Regions from separate parts of the Mus musculus genome. Here region 2 is linked to region 1. A link is a loop called in an ENCODE intact Hi-C map of the cell type or tissue named here. Cell type or tissue: gastrocnemius. All regions are shown on one strand.

Region 1 (2,500 bases):
AGTTGATGGCCTTTGAAAGAACATGTGGTTCGAATAAGGGACATTCCCCACAGGCTCATGTATTTGAGTATTCAGTCCCCGGGTAGTGACACTGTTTGAGAGGTTATGGAACTTTTAGGATGTGGAGACCTGCTAAGGAAGGACTTCACTGGAGGAGGGCTTTGAGAATCATAGTCTATCCGGGCTTCCAGCTCATTCTGTTTCCTGGTATACTGACAAAATGTGATCAGCCAGTTTCCTATTTCCTGCCTGCTGTCATATGGTCCCCACTATTATGAACTCTTAACTCTCTGGAACCATAAGTTAAATGAAACTTTCTCCTTTAAGTTGACCTTGGTCATGGTATTTTGTCACAGTCACAGAAACTAACTAATATAAAACTTGATTTATTGGGTATGGGGAAAAAATGAAAAAAAAAAAAACCTAACGTTATTAAGGCTGATCCTGAGATTTTGAGCATGAGCAACTGTTGTCATTACTGTGATAGGATATTAGATATAACCTTGCTCTGAAGAAAACAGAGGAGGGGCATGGACTCATTGTGTCTATTTCTGGTTTGGAAATGATCATTAGCAGAGACTGAGCATAGATCTCAGAGGAAGGAAGAGCTAGGTTTGAAGTATAAATTCACAGCTCATCGGGCATGGATGGTACTGGAAGCCAGGAGACTAGATGGAGCCACACAGAGAGGAAATGTAAAATGAAAATGGAGAGGCCTTTGCAGTAACAACCCCTTCCTGTATTGCTCTGACACAGTGCGTGATACCCACTAAACCACGCAAAGAATTTGATTGTGTATGCTGTTATAGTGTATAGTATAATTGGGGCTAGTGCACAAATTGCTTTAAAGTATAGAGACGGGACAAAGCTTTTGTGGAGCGTATATTCGCAACGGCCACTTAAAAAGATAGATTTTTACCATGTCAATGTTAACAGCCTTCAGAAGATAGAAGGAAAATGATGCTGAGGAAATAAAGGCTGAATTTTACTCCTACAGGTTTGAGAATAACCTGTAGGGGGAGAGGGAATACTACCCAAAACGCATTCTTCTGAATGGCAGTAGAGTGAATGTGGGACCTTGAATCAGAACCTGGTTCAAACAGCTCAAATTCTTCACTTGTAAAATGGGGGGAAAATTACCATTTCACTGAGTTGTTGTAAGTGAGCCATTTATAAAGATAAAGGTCATAAAAGGATGATATATTATACAGTCATTTATCAAGGCTGTAGCAGCATCCACCGCCATCCTAATTAGTCAAACAGTCACACAATACCAACCCATTAACCAATTAACTTACGGCATATTAATATCATAAAAAATAGAAGCGCTCAAAATGGGACTTGAGTCCATTACACTGAGTTTTCAGGAGCATCTGGAGATCTGTCAAAGGAAGAGAAAGAGAAAAGATAGGATAGGCAGAGCCATGAAGATAACCGGAAAAGATCAGAGTCTTAGAAATCAGAAAGAAAGAGAGAACATCCCAAAAGGAAAAGATGGTCAGAGGCATTCTATCTGCGTGAGAAAAGTCGGGCTGAGGACTCAGCGTTTAGTTCAGAAAGTGAATAAATCACTAAGGATCACAACAATGTCACTGAAAGGGAGACGAGGGGACAAACATTAGGCTCGCAGGAGCTGATGAGTGGGGGAAGTGAAGACGCCGTGTATGTACATCAATACTCAGAAAGGAAGTTTCAAAAGACAGACAGTAGCTGGGGAAAGGAGAACATGGGAGAGTGTGAAAGACGCCAGTAGATTTGAAGGGATTTGGGAAGAAAATGGAAGAGAAAGATATTCCATTGCATAAACTTCCCAAGAGGGTTGAGGGGTGAGTTCCTTATATGAAGATCAAGACAGTAGGAATGAGAGACAGTTTCCACTTCCTGACACTCATTTCCAGCTTCTCCTAGTTTAAAATACTTTAGTGCTAACAACTATTGACAATCTATGTGATAAATTTTATATATACAAGGCTTTACATACAATGCATGTCCCCAGTGTTTACCACAGCCTGATCAATACGTTGATCATCACACTTGCTGCACATTAAGTCTTGAGAACATAGCTATCCTGTAAGCAAGAGCTTTGTATCCTCTCACCAATATTTGTCCGTTTCTCCCAACTCTCAGCCCCTGGAGAAACTCACTGCTTCTATGAGCCTGACATTTTAGACTCCACACAGAAATGAGATTGTGCAATGTGTGTCTGGCCTATTTGACTTGGCACAATGTTCTCACTGGGCAGCCACTGTAGTTACAAATGGCAAGGTCTACTTTTGAATGACTTTGTAATACTGCATTGTATGTTCAAAGCAATGTTGTTTAATTTCTTCCTTTTCCCCAATATATATTTTTACAACCCTAAAAAGCCAGGTATATAAGACAGGTATAGGACTTCAACACACACTGTTAAAATATTTTATGTCATAAAATATTGCCACATTGTATGTATGTTTACCTTATGTGTCCATTAACAAGTTATTGAAACTGTAGCTATTTTGAT
Region 2 (2,500 bases), 82 kb after region 1:
TTGTTGCTCAGCTCGTAATGGACAAGACAAAGACACCAAAGCTAGCTGAGAAGTGAATCTAGGACCAGAGTGTTGAGACTGGCCAAGGTAGGAAAACAAGCCAGGGCAGCTGTGGAAAGCCAATGGGTCCTCAAACGCTGGCAGTCAAGGTAGACCAGGGTGGTGTCTGTCAGGGTAGAGAACAGATACTTAATGAATTAGTTTACCTTTCAAAGAAATTCCCAGTAATTTTCCTTTGGCTTGCTTTTGTCAGATAAAATAAATAAAACTGAGGAATAGGAAGGCACTGGCTCTCCTTCACTTTCCTTTGGGGGCTTAGGTTTATGTTTAGGTTAGGCAAAATCAAGGAATTTGAAGCATCATATTAGTTTGTAAGTATACACTTTAATAGTAAAAATATAAAACCAACACAATAAGTGGCAAAAACGGAAGGTAATATAGGCTAACACCGAGTTCTGAGCTCGGGGAAGAAGTCCCTTCTCCGTGTTCCAAGAACTAGAGAAAATGACATATTTCAAATCGGAGCTAATTCTTTCCTTTTAGCTAAATTGCTCATGATTGAACAGTCCTTTTATGTGTCAAGAAAACGATCCTTTCTTTCCCTGATCTTCCATTAAAAGCAGTAGGACAATTAATTCTTCCTACTGATTAATCTGAGAATACAAATTCTTAAGTGTGTAGAACCCAAATTTAGAGTTTCCTCTAAAGGCCACATATTCAAAGGGAACGTGATTCATCAAGGACCTGCTTTAGAAAGCCATGTTTGAAAGCTCAGACAGCTCTAATGAGAAAAGTACAATGATGATCGAAAAAGTGTTTGATTAGGACCAAAAGAAAAGTTTGAAAGGGGGTAGGACTTTTGAGAGGAGCTAAAGACAGATTAATGCACAAAACAAGATGGACAGCATGCTAATGGCAAAAATAATTCAACGGACACATTTCAAACAAGTCAGCCTTAAATGGTAGATCCCTTTTGCAAATATTTGCTGAGGTATTTTGTGCTGCTGGAGGGATCTTAACAGGAGATTAATCTAGGAGCTTGCATAGGTCAGAGGGACCCTCTCAGTAAGACCAGGAGTTCCCAAGGGGGAAAAATCCTTAGCCTTGGCTCGGAAAGCAAAGAAACAGAATAGTCTTGAAGGAAAGAGAAAGGAGACGAGCCCAGTGCTATAGAGAAGGCAATGTGAGGATGTGTTATAGACCAGTAGGCCAGAGGCAAGGGAGCAACTCTGAAGCAGCCTCACTAAGAGGGCAAGGATGTGCTGAGTGCTGTCTTTTGAGTTTATTTGTTCCCATGTGCTGTCAAACACAGCCTACCTAAATTTAACAAGCACATCTTGGAATGGTTCTTAATCTACTCCGGGACTCACGGGTTTCTCCAGCTCCCATTCCAGAAGAGCAGCACTCCCTCAACCATAGCATTGATATCATTGCTTCTCTTTGCATCTGTTTCCTCCAAACACTTCCTTGGCAGCACCAGGAATCCTTCTGCCAGCTTCACCCCAGCCAACCACTTTCACTTGAAACTTGGATCTATGCATCCCTGACTGGCCAACAGTGTCTTGCTCCATACAGAAGAAATGGGAGGGGAGCACTACTTTACTCTATACCCTTGGCTACCATCTTTCTTCCAATCTCTTCAAAACCAACACACTGATTTTGGCCTACTAAAACTTTATTATTGGAAAGTTGCAAGAGAGGATTATGGTAGCTCATACAAGGCTAATAGTAACTGCCATAGTTCGAGCATTTGCTATGCTCTTACTGGCGCTGAGGATTTGACTGGATGTTTTGTTTAATTGGTCCAAGTCTATGGGGCAGATGTTCTCATGACCTCCCTCTTACAACAGAGGAGTCCACGCCTGGAGAGGTCCCGTGACTTCCCCAACCTCACACATCCTCCAATTAATAAGGAAGTTCAATAACTGCACCTCCAACCACCATGCTACCTTAGACTCTCAAGAGGGAATCCACTCTCCCCACACCCTGAGGTATGGGCCTTGTCTTTCCAAGCTCCTTCATATACAATGCCCTTTCATTTCCTTTGGAAAACTGCACCCCCCCACTTCCGGTCTGGGCCGGTGCCCTAAGCAGACCTTGGGCGCAAACTCTGAAGCCCAGCCCACAACATCCAGAGGAAGATCCATTCCCAGGTGCTCAAACACTCCCAGGATCAGAGGATCAGAGGTGAGAAGGACAAAATATCTGCTCCAACACCGGAAGTAACTGCGACCAGTGGGACCTGGGCACCTGGGAACTCCACCCAACCAATGGCAGCGGTTCCTTCCTGTCTGAGCCGGCACCCTAAGCAGACCTTGGGTGCGAACTTTGCAGCCAGTCCCACAACACTCAGAAGAAACTCCAGTCCCAGGCGCTCTAACACGCCCAGGACCACATAATCACCGGATCCCAGGATCCCAGAATCACAGAACCACAGAGACAGCTTGACTTCCAGGAGCTCTGACACAACCAGGATCACAGGAAAGTCAGGCTCCGGTCA

What was found. A loop is a pair of places that touch in the nucleus more often than their neighbours do. Peaks named below come from ENCODE experiments on the same cell type or tissue, not always from the same donor. Only the 100,000 strongest peaks of a DNase experiment are listed, where the experiment ranks them.
Region 2: a loop joins it to region 1, with 5 times the contacts of the local background. A loop is called at or near these places in 2 of 42 quality-filtered maps.

What each region holds. Positions count from the first base shown.
Region 1 is chr11:67,229,846-67,232,345 of GRCm38, reverse strand. All of the region lies in intron 1 of Myhas (myosin heavy chain gene antisense RNA), which reads left to right. Among named protein-coding and RNA genes, the nearest start is that of Myhas, 6.2 kb to the left of the region's middle. In gastrocnemius, no CTCF peak of the experiment used is centred here; no DNase peak of the experiment used is centred here; H3K4me3 peaks cover 629 bases; H3K27ac peaks cover 2,500 bases.
Region 2 is chr11:67,147,509-67,150,008 of GRCm38, reverse strand. No RefSeq gene overlaps it. Among named protein-coding and RNA genes, the nearest start is that of Gm31285, 4.8 kb to the right of the region's middle. In gastrocnemius, no CTCF peak of the experiment used is centred here; no DNase peak of the experiment used is centred here; H3K27ac peaks cover 940 bases.